Regions from separate parts of the Homo sapiens genome. Here regions 1 and 2 are each linked to region 3. The links are chromatin contacts, found by Hi-C or POLR2A ChIA-PET in ENCODE. All regions are on one chromosome and are shown on one strand. Each heading gives the region's core, a stretch centred on a gene start or an enhancer-like site at or near the end of the contact. The rest is flanking DNA. Distances are from core to core; before and after follow the strand shown.

Region 1 (4,161 bases), core at 946-3,445, 570 kb before region 3:
GATGTGACCTCTGAACCTCAGACTCCTCACATGTAAGAGGAGGATAATGACATCATGAGGACAGAGTCTGGGTGCTCAGTGTCCATTATACCTCCAGGCTGGGCTCCCATACTGAGTCAGGAACAGGGGCCCCCAGGCCTGGCCTCACCACTGCTTCCTATTGACTCCTACTGCTTGAGTAGGCTGAAGTCTTTGGTGATCTAAGATTCTTCTTGTCGCTACTAAAACTTGCATTGAGGATATATTAGAGTTAACTTCTCCAAGAAAATGTCAGCCTTGAGAAACTCTCCCTGTGGGTATGAGATATGCTCCTCCCAGGCAGACACTGGGAACCATTCCAAGGAGCTCACCAAACCAATCTTGTGGAAGGCACACCCCAAAGCCCTGCTACAAGCAGGAGGAAAAAGGCCTTCAGGCCCCTCATTAAGCAAAAGCATTGCCCAAGAGAAGGGGTGAAGACACAGGGTGATGCGGCTAACAGTCAGATAAACCCCAAAGGGAAGGAAGGAGGCCCCAGAGGGTATGTGGGGCCTGCTCACCTCGGTGTAGTTGATCTTCTCACCATTGAACATCCGCTCCCGGGCGGCCTCCACGCCCCTGGACTTGGCCTAGGAAGAGACGATACTGAGGCCTGGTCCCACCCACACTGGCCACCCCAAGTGTCAGCCCCCAAACACAAGGCTTGGTGCTGTCCCCAATGAGACAGACAGACGGCTGCTGTCTGGTTCCCTCCCCTGCTGTCTGGGAAGGGTCTACTCAGACATCAGACACTGGGGTCCCTGGGATGCTGCTTAGAACCTAAGCCAGGGACAGGTGCCTCACCAGCACAGAGGAGGTGACTGAGGTCTAATGAGAGGAAGAACTCAAGATACTCAAGGTCCTGGGGACTCCCAGGAGCCCAGCTCACCCACCACTCTGTCGGTTACCAGTTATGCCTCCCCAAGCAGAACATTACCAAGTCCACCAGCATCCGCATCACGTCCTCCGTCACCAGGTTCTTGGAGTAATCCACCAGGATATGCCCATGGTTGGTGTTGAGGGTCAAGCTGCAGAAAGATGGAGATGCTGCTGACCACACCCTGGTCTCCCTAGCGGGGAGCCATGCCCTAAGCAGGAGCTGTTCCCAGAAGAAACATCCTCCCTGACCCACGCCCCACAAGGGCCGCGGCCACCCAGCACAGTGGTGGTGTCTGTCACCTGCTGGCCCACCAGGATGATCTGCAACAGCAGCCCAGAGAAAGAAGCCATCCTCACAGACCGTAGATGCAGGCAGACCCTGGATGAGGAGCCCGGACTGAAGTGGGGGACCACCCCTTCCCAGGGCTTCCACTTTCTGCCGTAAGTTACTCAGGCACCCATCCAGATGACAGGGATGGCCATCGGGACGTCTAGCCCGGAGCCACAGTCGCTCCCCTCCCCCGCCTCCACCAGTATCAGTGATCAGAGCTCCCTTGGCCGCACTCCCGCCCATGATTTGCTCAAACACTCCTTCCCACTTCCCGGTCGTGCACAGGTGTCTTCTGCAGGAATCACGCCCGACGTCTCCATCCTTCCACCCAGCTCCCTCAAACACCCCCGCCCGGGCTGCCCGCCCTGCAGACGCTCCCAAGCTCATGTGGCCAGGAGCGGATGGAAAGGGACAGCCCTTTCCCGCTTGCTGCGTCAGCCAAGGCCTCTCTTCACAACTGCGAAAGGAGCCCCTGCTCAAATGGCCAGAGCTGCACGGGGAGGAGGAGGGGAAATGTCCCCACGGAGGGGCCCGTTTTTCCTCGTAACGAAGCAGACCCGGGGCCGAGACTCCCGGCGAGGCTGCAAGCCCCCAGGAACGCACTCCAAGGAGACTCCAAGGACGAAGTGCGGACTCGGCCTGGGCCCCAGTCCGTGGCCTGGAGGTCGGGGACTGGGGTCCCCGGGCACCGCTGCCCCCGCCTCCAGACCCCAGGCCCGCGTGCCCGGTTCCGGGCGCCGCGCGTGGCAGCCCCCGCCTCCGGCCCGCCCGCACCTGAAGTGGTTGAAGCGGTCCTTGTTGGCATCGAAGAGGCGGCGCAGGTTCAGCTCGGAGCGGTGCTCGCGGTACCATTGCTGCAGCTTCTGGAACTGGGGGTCCCGGGTGAGAGCGGCCATGGCGGGACTAGAAGGTACACTGAGTGAGACGCGAGCCGAGGAGGAAGGAGCGCCGGCAGCGCGCAGCAAGCGAGGCGCGTGGGCGCGCGGCGGCCTTTATGGCGCAGGCGCCCGGCCCGGCCCGGCCCGGCCCCACCCCTGAGCCCCGGCCCCGCCCCCGACCCGCGCCCCGATACCCAGGCCGGGTGCCCGCTGAGCGACCTTGCCCGCGGCCGCTGATCTGGGGCCTCAGCTCCTCTCTCCCTACCTCTTGCGCCGCCGCTTTGCTGGCCTCTGCCCGGAAGTGGCAGTGGGGAGGGTGGGCAGAGCCCGGGGATCACTGGAGCCCAGGTGTTGGAGGCTGCAGAGAGCTACCATCGCGCCGCTGCACTCCCTGTGCACTAGTCGGCTTCATTCATTCATTCGACAAAACTCTATAGATCGAACACCTTCCACGTTACAGGCAGTGTTCTAGGCGCTGTGGATACATATGTGCCAAATAAGCAAGTACAACAGATGATGTGTGTCTGCTGGTGGTAAGGGCTATTGAGGAAAACCAAGATGAAAAGGGTGCTGAGAATCGGGGTTGCAATTAAGAAAAAAGTGACTAGGCCGGGCGCGGTGGCTCACGCCTGTAATCTCATCACTTTGGGAGGCCGAGGCAGGCGGATCATGTGAGGCCAGGAGTTCCAGACCAGACTGGCCAACCTGGTGAAACCTCATCTCTACTGAAAAAAAAAATGCAAAAATTAGCCGGGCCTGGTGACACGTGCCTGTATTCCCAGCTAACTCGGGAGGCTGAGGCAGGATAATCACTTGAACCTGGGAGGTGAAGACTGCAGTGAGCCACTGTACTCCAGCCTGGGTGGCAGAGTGAGACTCCATCTCAAAAAAAAAAAAAAAGATGAGGTCAGAGAGCAAAAGGGAGGCAACAAGATCACGTAAGACCTTGTAAGTCATTGTAAGAACTCTGGGGCTGGGCACTCCTGCCTATAATCCCAGCACTTTGGGAGGTGGGATAGCTTGACGCCAGGAGTTCAAGCCGAGCCTGGGCAAGACAGCAAAACACTGCTTCTAAAATACTAAAAATAAATTAGCGGGGCATGTGGTGGTGCATATCTGCAGAGTCCCAGCTACTCGGGAGGCCAAGGCAGGAGGATCACTTGAGTCCAGGAGTTAGAGGCTGCCGTGATTACCACCACTGTACTCCAGCTTGGGTGACACAGCAACACCTTGTCTTAAAAAAAAGAAAAGAAAAGAAAAGAAAATAGGGAAAGGCTGACAACAAAAGAAATAAGTGGTCACTGAGGGGTCACAGGACTTTCCAGGGAACAGCCCTGTCCACATGGCCCTTTTCTAAGAACTGTCAACTCTTAAGATTTCACTGAGCTTCCACACCTAGCACAACCCTGGTAGTGCTGAACAGTATCTGTTCTACTGGAGTTCTTTTTTTGTTTGTTTGTTTGTTTGAGATGGAGTCTCGCTCTGTCACCAGGCTGGAGTGCAGTGGCGTGATCTCAGCTCACTGCAACCTCCACCTCCCTGGTTCAAGCGATTCTCCTGCCTCAGCCTCCTGAGTAGCTGGGACTACAGGCGCACGCCACCACACCCAACTAATTTTTGTATTTTTAGTAGAGATGGAGTTTCACCATGTTGGCCAGGATGGTCTCAATCTCTTGACCTCATTATCCGCCTGCCTCAGCCTCCCAAAGTGCTGGGATTACAGGCATGAGCCACTGCGCCTGGCCTCTACGGGGGTTCTGAGAAACACTCCAATCAGGGTTTTCTAAGCCAGTTACTCATCTACACAGAAGAGAATTCCCACCCCAAATCCTCTGTTTCAGAACAAAACCTCAACCAATGGGAAGGCGAGTCTCAGTAGCCACTGCCCCATTATCACTTACCCTGTGATTCCTCAGATGACTCTAGCCCAATAGTAACCACTGACTCCCTCTGACTCCTCCTTCTTTTTTTTTTTTTGAGACAGGGTCTCACTCTGTCACACCCAGGTTGGAGTGCAGTGACACGATCTTGTCTCACTACAGCCTCTGCCTCCCA
Region 2 (3,803 bases), core at 798-3,297, 680 kb before region 3:
CTTAATACAGAAGGCGGGTTGGGAAGTTCTCGCCCCAGGCCCCACAGTATACCTCTGCCCCGCTCACAATCTCACCCCAAGAGCTGTCCCAAGAACTAGAGATCAGGGGGCCTGGGCCACACTGGGAAGTGGAGGCTGTGAGGCTGCTGGGCTTTGCAGATGCACCTGCAGCAGGATTCCTTTAGGAAACATCCTATGTCCACAGCACAGTCCGGGCGAGGGCAGCCCCGTGTGACTGGCACGGTTCCCCTCTCCCGCAAAGTGGGCTTTTCTTCCCTCACACAGTCTCCCTCTCCAGCCGCTACCATCACCAAAGCCTGGGTCAGGCGGTATCCGGTGGTACCTGGGCCACTCCATCTCCCGGTTGCTGTCCACACCCATACCGTGGCGGGGCAGACGGGGAAGCACCCCTTTCTGCTCATCACGAAGCATGAAAGGATCAGATAGAATGAGAGCACCAAACGCAAAGAAGAAAAGATCAGGCCGGGCGCACTGGCTCAAGCCTGTAATCCTAGCACCTTGGGAGGCCGAGGAGGGCGGATCGCTTGAGCCCAGGAGTTTAAGACCAGCCTGGGCAACATAGGGAGACTCTGTCTCTACAAAAAAAAAAAAAAAAAAAAAGTAAGAAGAAGAAAAGCTGGGCATGGTGGTGTGCACCTGTAGTCCCAGCTTCTCGGGAGGCTGAGGCGAGAGGATCGCTTCAGCTTGAGAGGCGACGGCTACAGTAAGCCGAGGACGCGCCGCTGCACTCCAGTCTCGGCGACAGAGGAAGACCCTGTCTCAAAAAAAAAAAAAAAAGAAGAAAGAAAAAAAAAAAAGAAGAAAGAAGAAAAAATTATCAGAAAATGGCTCAGTGTGCCCATGAACCTGACTTGCCTGTTAAGTTAGGAACCGCACATCAACTCACTCGGCCAGAACCCCTCGTGTGTCGGGGGACCCAGAGGCAGGGGTGAAGCCGCTGCTGGGGATCCAGGCGCACTCACTCACCCTTTGCGCTCCCCAGTCCCCAGGGGATGCACCTTCCTCGTCCCAACCCCGTGCACTGCTGCACCCCCAGCCAGCCCCGTGCTCTCCTCCGCTGATCCGGCCGCCTACCCGAGGCAGTCTCGGAACCCCGGACCCCAGCCATGCGCGCAGGGAACTGCCGGGCCGAGCGAGCTCACCGAAGTAGTCCCGCGCCGTGCGCGCCTCGAGCGCCCGCTCCAGCTCCCGGGTGAGCGCCTCCAGCCGCCGCTCGGCCGCGCTTGGGCCGCCCTCCCGGCCAGGGGGCAGCGGGAGTGCAGGCAGCGGGAAGGGAGCCGGCCCCGCAGGCTCCGGGGAGCGAGCGGGCGCGGGGCAGGCGCCGGGCGGGAGGAAGTCAGCGTAGGCGCCGGCCGAGCCCCGGGAGCCGAGGCTGGAAACGCTGGAGCGGGCGCTGCCCACCGAAGGCGGCCCGGGACCGGGACGCGGGTCCGAGCGACCGGAGCGCGGGCTGCCGTGGCGCTGGTCGTAGCCCAGGCTGATGCCGCTGGATCGGGCGCTGCCGCCACCGCCGCCGCCGTCGGACCCCGCCAGGCTGGCCCGTGGGCTGCCCGCAGGCTGCGCGCTGAGCTCCGGAACCGCCGCGCGCCGGGGACCCCGCTCCCCGCGGCTCAGTCCGTCCGCCCCGGCCTCGGGGCCGCCGCTGCCCTTCCCTCTGCGGCCCAGCGCGGGCGCCGCCTCGTCTCCAGGCCCAGGCCGCGGCCCCCGCCGCCCCCGACCGGGAGAGCCGCACCCGGGCTCCAGCTCCCGCAGGGCCAGCCCGGCCAGGAGTAGGGCCGCCTCGTCCGCGCCCGCCCTGGAGCGCTGCATGGCCCGGCCCGCCGGCCCTGGCGCGTCACCTCCGCCTCCGCTTCCCGCCGCCGCTCCGGCCGGGCCGCCGCATCGTCCGCCCGAAGCCCGGAGCCCGCCCCGGGACCCCTGGGCGCGGGGCGGGGCGGGGCCGGCGCCGGGCCGGGGTCGTTCCGGCGGCCACGCGCGGGCCGGGGGACGCGGCGCCCTGCTCGGCGGCGCGCGCGGCGGAGGAATGTAAGCTCCCAGGCGCCGGGCCGCGCCCCCTCCTCGCCGCGGCCTCGCGCGGGGCGGAGGGACTCCTTTGCGGGGGCAGGAATGCGAGGAAGGAGACGGCGCTGCGGCCTCTGGAATGTGGGGGGAGTGGCGGCGGCCGCGCTGCGCCGGGACCTCGGAGGGGCGTGGAGGCCGGGCCAGGACGCAGGGGCGGGCGGCGGAGGCACCGCGGGGAGAGCCCAGGGTCTGCGGGGCGCCCGGGCCGTCGGGCCGCTGGGAAGAGCTCGGATTTCCGCAGGCTGAGCTGGAGGCAGCTGGCGCCATCCGGGCCGGAGAGATCCAAGCAGTCGACAGCTTTCCCCACATCCCGCCCCATCTCCCTTCCCTGCGCCGCCTTGCTCTCCGGCGCTGCAGGGCCGACCCAGCTCAGCTTGGAACCCACGGCGCTTCGCCCGTCCCGCGCCCAGGAATACTGTGCGCCTAGCGCAGATGCGTCCCCACGACCCCCTGCCTGGCCCGGGGCCATGTGGCCGCGCACCGGCCTCTGAAGCCCCCATCTGACTGCTGGGGAAGGCGCCCAGAACTAGGAGCGGGTTGGTTGGGGACTGGTCCTCGCGCTGGGTCGCTTCGCCCAGGCCCCCAAGGCCAGGCTAGAAGCAGGCCTCAGGCTCAGAGCCGGTGGGCGGCGAGCCTCCCCTGTGGCCATCACAGGCAGTCCCCGTGAAATATGGGGACTCCTCCCTTTTCCAGCACCTGCATCCAGGGTGGTGGGTGAGGCTTCGAGGGGAGGTCCTGGAACCAGCGGGGCCATAGGGGCCACATAGGTGGGGAATCGAGAGGTGACTAGGGCTTCGTGCCCAAGGACACAACTAAAATCCCTTGTACAAGTCACACGGCTATAGGGAAGAAAACCAAACCGTTATCTGTCAGGGCCTGATGGATCCAAGAAAAGTGTTGCGTGAGAGAGTACTGTTTTCCAGGCCCTCTCTGCTCAGAGATTTTCGGGAAGGCGCCTACAGTGGCTCAGCGCGCAGGGAGCCCGCACGGGAACTGTCCCGGCCAGACCGCCCAGGGCAGTGTGGCCTCAACACCACTGAGCACCCGCTGGGGCCGCTAACCCCAGCACCTTCCCATAGCCTGCGGAGTTCCAGCCCCTGCCCCACCAGGGTAGGGGAAGTGGAAGCAAGCATTTCGTGTGCGCGGAGGGTGGGGGAGTTGCGCTGTTTTGTTTTTTTCAGACAAGGTGTCGCTCTGTCCCCCAGGCTGGAGTACAGTGGTGTGATCACAGCTCACAGTGATCACACACACCCCAGAGTCTCAACCTCCTGGGCTCAAGCAATCCTCCCACCTCGGACTCCTGAGTACGTAGGAGTACAGGCGCACACCACCACACAAAACGCTGAGATTACAGGCATGAGACTCCGTGCGGGGTCTAGAAGCCAGCATTTGGGAGAGCAAATACCCAGGGAAGCCAGGACATGAAAAATGGTCTACCTTTCAAATGAGAAAGGAAAAGCCAGTTCAGTCATATCACATTTCATGGACTGCATTATCTACTATTTAAAAATTACAATATTGGCAGGACTGTGGTGAAACAGTTGCACATATGCTACTGGTATGAGTGCAAATTGGGATATCCTTTTGGGAAGAGCAGTTTGGCGGTGTCAACATCCGCACAAACGAACACGAAACTTAGAAGCAGTAATACTGCTGCTAAACATCTATTCAAGGGAAGTTATCAAAAATGCAGACAATAATCCAATCACAACCGTGTCGTA
Region 3 (4,035 bases), core at 1,207-3,706:
TCCCATTAAAACTCTGGGATCAAAATTTGTGCCTTGAAATTCAATATCCAATTTTAATCCAACCAGAATCAAATCCTGCAAATGTAAGCAAGGTTGCTCTCCCTGAGTGCCCGGGCAAGTTTCCTGACATAAAACTGGGGTGGGAGGTTGCAATGGGCAGACAGTGATGTTTAATATATACCCTCACTGGGGCCTGTGGACTCAGAATCCACTGCTTTTGGCATTCCTGAGTTCTACAAGCTTAAAAAAACAAAACCAGGTCACTTAGCTCAAGGAGTTCTGAGAACCAAAACAGACCTCAGGAATGGATTATCCTGCCCTAGGAGGCTCTGCTGGGGGAGGAGTCAGAAGGGAAGACGCGCTGAGGATAAACTGAACAGGAAGGAATTCTGGCTGAAATTCTATCAAAGCGGACTGCAAGATGTTTTCCCCAATACCAGGACACTATTCCAAAGTGACGTGAACACCAAGCCTCCATCACAGAAGCCGCTCCACTCTGTTCTTAGCCCCTTTTCCCTCCCAAGAACAACCTGATGTTCATGGCAAGCCAGAAACTTACCGTTGGAAGCCCCAGGCTTTACGCCTTGCCGTGAATCTCCAAGGTTTCTCCCAACAAGCGCATCCGTGCGGGACCACGACCCTCTTTCCGAGACCACTGCTTAAGTCAGAAGCACAAAAGTGGGTGCAGTGAGAGATACAAGTTCATTCCACCAGCACCAGCATCAAACCCAGCACCCAGCCCCAGTGCGCCCTGGCCCGCCTGTTGCAGGGGCCTCAGCGATAGCGGTCGGGAGGGCCCACAGGTTTCCAAACTGGCCCGGTAGTGACCCGCTTCTCCAGCTGCGGCGGGAGACCCGGGTCCCTGCCCGCCCGCCGCCGAGCCCCGCCCGCCCGAGCAGAGAGAAGTGAGCAGAATGCCACGCTCATTTACACACAAAATGATTTTGTGTCCCATTGCGCTCGCAGTTGTTCGGCTCTCTGGGGGTGATTAAACTGGCTGAGCTGCGGCAGCTTGAGACGATTTCACTAAATCGCTTCTTCTGAAGTCGCTTCTTTGCTAAGCTGTTATTTTAACCATAAAAGGTAAACAGAAGGCGCCTCTCGAGCTCCCCTCGGCTCCGCACTCAGGGCGCTGGCCCGGGGCGAAAGTCCTGGGGGCCTGCACAATTGTCCCAGGGGTGGCCCCGGAGAGGCAGGCGGGCCACCTGGTGCGCGCCAGCCTCCCCACCCCCCCCCTCCCGCCTCCGCCGCGGAGCCAGCCGGCCGGTGTGAACTTAGGGGCGACGGGAGAGGGCTTGGGCCAAGGCTGGAGGCGCCGCGGGGCGGGGTGGCCGCGGCACCCGAAGCGCGGGGCTGGGCTGGGAGGGGTTGCCGCGGAGGCGGGGCGGGGACAAAGTTAAATCAAGAGGCAGACACTTGGAGACCACAGATGGGAAGCTCGCCTAATTAAGGACGTAAAAGCGCTTTTGTTCTCAAAGTTTATTGTTGCCGGGATTAAAAAAAAATTAATTGAAACTAATGCTGTTATTCACTCGTGCAGTTAAATTCCTTCATGCACATTTGAGATACGGAGCGAAAACTTGAAGCTTATCTTTCTGCAGTCGCGGGTGGGGGCCGCCGGAAGACAGAAAGGCGCTGCAGAGGCGGGGGTCCGCCCCCGGGTGTGTTTGCGAGTGTGTGCCGGGTGCGCGCGTCCAGGTCAGGGGGTGCGGGCGGGCAGCGGGGAACCGGATCTGCAGGCGGCGATCCCTCCCATCGCGGCCCCTCTCCCAGCCCCAAACCCTGCGCGCCCGGGACCACCACCAGCGCGACAGCCCCTCCTGCCAGGTTTCGGACTCGTGGGGTGGGCGTCAGAGGACGCACATCTGTCCCACTGGAGACTTTCTCTGATTTTGGGCGCCAAGCCGGGACTTGTGCATCCCGAAGCCCCAGTTGCGTGAGCCCGTTTCTGACCCCGGAAACTCGCCAGCTCTGCAGGGCGCTCGGCCCAGAACAGGGGCCAGAGTGCGGGGACCTCCACAAGCGCGCGCGCGCGCGCGCGCACACACACACACACACACACACACACACACACACACCGCGCGGCAGGAAGCTCCGAGACCGCCCGCGTGGGGAGGGTCCACCCGCGGCCAGGACCAGCCCACGTGGGCAACCCCACTCTTGCACCAGGCCTTTGTGCTGGGCACCCCCGCGCCGCCAGCCCCCGCCGCCCAGCAGAGGGACAAAGCGGCCGCCCCCGCCCAGGTCCAGACCCTGGCCGGGCGACTTTCTCGGTATCGCAGCCACTTCGGGGCAGGGTTGCGCGGCTCTGAGCGGTGGCCGCCCGCGCTGAGCTTACCTCGGAGCCGGCAGATCGGGCTCGGGCGCAGCCCCCGCCCCACGCAGCTGCCGGTCTCGGGCGCCGGGCGCAGCTTCGCCGCCTATGCTCGCTGCGCGGGTCGCTCCGGTCTCGTCCTGGAGTTACTTTCTCTCTCGCCCCCAACCCTCCCCCCACCCACCCCTCCCGCCCCGGCCCCCGCTTCACGCGGCCCCTCGCGGCGCGGCGCGCCGGGGCCTCCCCTCCCCACCCTCCCCTCGCCTCCTCCCCTCTTCGCGGCCGCCGCCTCCGCCGCCGCCGCCTCCTCCTCGCGCCGCTCTCCGGCTGCCCTCCCGCCGCTCCCACCTCCTCTCCTCCCTCCTCTCTCTCCGGCGGCCTCCCTCGATTGCTGGAGAGAAAACCAGCCCCCCACTCCAGCCCCTAGCCAGCGCCTCGCCGCGGCCCAGCCCGGACGTAAAGGGCAGCGATCCGGCCCCAAATTACCCAGCGCGAACGGGCGCGCGCGGCGACTCCTGGCTCGGGGCTCGGCTGCGCCGCGGGGCAGAGGATTAGAGTCGCAATTAGCTCCGCGCGCCCGCGCCTGGCGACAAAAACGCGCCGTTTCCCCTCCTTTCGCCGGGCGATCCCCACCCGCCTCTCCCGAAGCCCGCGCCTTCCCGCCGGGGCCGCGGCCAGGACCCTCCCGGGAGCGGTGCGCCCAGGCCCCAGCGCCCTCCGCGGCCCAGCCCCCCGCCCCCCGCCGGCCGGCCACGCGGCGCCCGGGCCTCCTCCGGGCTCGGGGAGGGGGCGGGGGAGAGGCTGATTTTAATCATTGTCATTTCATCTGATGTAATATTTCCCCGGGCGCTTTCAGCTGGGCATAAATTTTCGGCTCCCAAATAAGTAACACAGGGCACGTTTCTCACATTTCTTGACTCCTCGGTTACAAAGAGGAGAGCAGCCGCCGCCGCGGCGCCCGGGGCTGGGGGCGGGACTTGGGAAGAAACTGGGCTGCCAGTCGGTCGGGGCTGGAGCGGAGCCGGGGGCCAGGCCGCCCCTCCCCCGCTCCCTGGCCGCCCTCCCAGGGTCTCTGCCCCGCTGCCCCTCTCCCGTGACGTCTGCGGACACGCGGTCGGCCGCCGCGGGGGAGGGACGCGCTGGGGCACCGGGCCGACCGCTCGCGGCTAGACGCGCCATTTCCTTTACGCGCGCGGCGCGATGGAGACGGCGGCAGCCAAGACTCCCCGCGGCCGAGGTCCGCGCCCCGGACGCCCCTCCCCAGTCTCCGCTTCGGCCGCCCCTTCCTCCTTTTCTCCCACTCCCACTCCTCCTCCCCTTCCTCTTCCTCCTGTTTCCTTTGCGCCCCGCCCGTGCCTCCTCCTCCTCCTCGGCGACCATTTCCCGGCTCCTAGGAAACGGAGCGCGCGACTGGCCGGCACTGCGCCCCCGCCTGGCTCCAGGGACGCCCGGGCCGGAGACCGGCTGGGACCGCGGGGCGGGTGCGCACGGGCCGGAACGGCGCCTGGGTCCCGACCGCCGGCTCCGGCCGGGCCTGGACGCCCCCTAGCGGCCGCACTCCCGGGGTGGGGGGCGCTCGGGGTCGGCCTGGAGCTGGGGTGAGGGGGACTCGGGGTGCCAGTGGGAGGAAGGTGAAGTGGGGGGGGCTTTCTCCCTCTACTAGAGGACCTCGCGCGCGTGGAGAGAGCGTCCAGACAGCGCTTCCGTAACTTCTTTACGCG

Evidence for each region. Hi-C counts contacts between places; a loop is a spot of excess contacts on that map. ChIA-PET counts read pairs that join two places held with the same protein, here RNA polymerase II (POLR2A). Pooled maps may share reads with other maps.
Region 1: a loop to region 3 is called in a pooled map, with 3 times the contacts of the local background. The contact joins the promoter of GPI here to the promoter of KCTD15 in region 3. A Hi-C loop is called at or near these places in 3 of 37 single-sample maps with no recorded cell type and 9 of 50 pooled maps. POLR2A ChIA-PET finds 5 or more read pairs at or near these places in 1 of 52 experiments (HEK293).
Region 2: a pooled map shows a loop between it and region 3 (2.6-fold over the local background). The contact joins the promoter of WTIP here to the promoter of KCTD15 in region 3. A Hi-C loop is called at or near these places in 1 of 168 maps with a recorded cell type or tissue (GM12878) and 3 of 50 pooled maps. POLR2A ChIA-PET finds 5 or more read pairs at or near these places in 1 of 52 experiments (PC-9).

Annotation. Positions count from the first base shown.
Region 1 is chr19:34,363,230-34,367,390 of GRCh38, reverse strand. It overlaps GPI (glucose-6-phosphate isomerase), which reads right to left and starts at 2,195. Exons shown (of 18, transcript NM_000175.5): 1 at 2,003-2,195; 2 at 956-1,046; 3 at 540-608. The coding sequence starts at 2,124. RefSeq lists an enhancer at 381-1,121.
Region 2 is chr19:34,480,002-34,483,804 of GRCh38, reverse strand. It overlaps WTIP (WT1 interacting protein), which reads right to left and starts at 2,047. Exons shown (of 8, transcript NM_001080436.2): 1 at 1,164-2,047. The coding sequence starts at 1,830. RefSeq lists enhancers at 1,009-1,663, 1,664-2,319, 2,320-2,974.
Region 3 is chr19:33,795,291-33,799,325 of GRCh38, reverse strand. It overlaps KCTD15 (potassium channel tetramerization domain containing 15), which reads right to left and starts at 2,456. Exons shown (of 7, transcript NM_001129994.2): 1 at 2,339-2,456; 2 at 560-658. RefSeq lists a silencer at 3,758-3,877.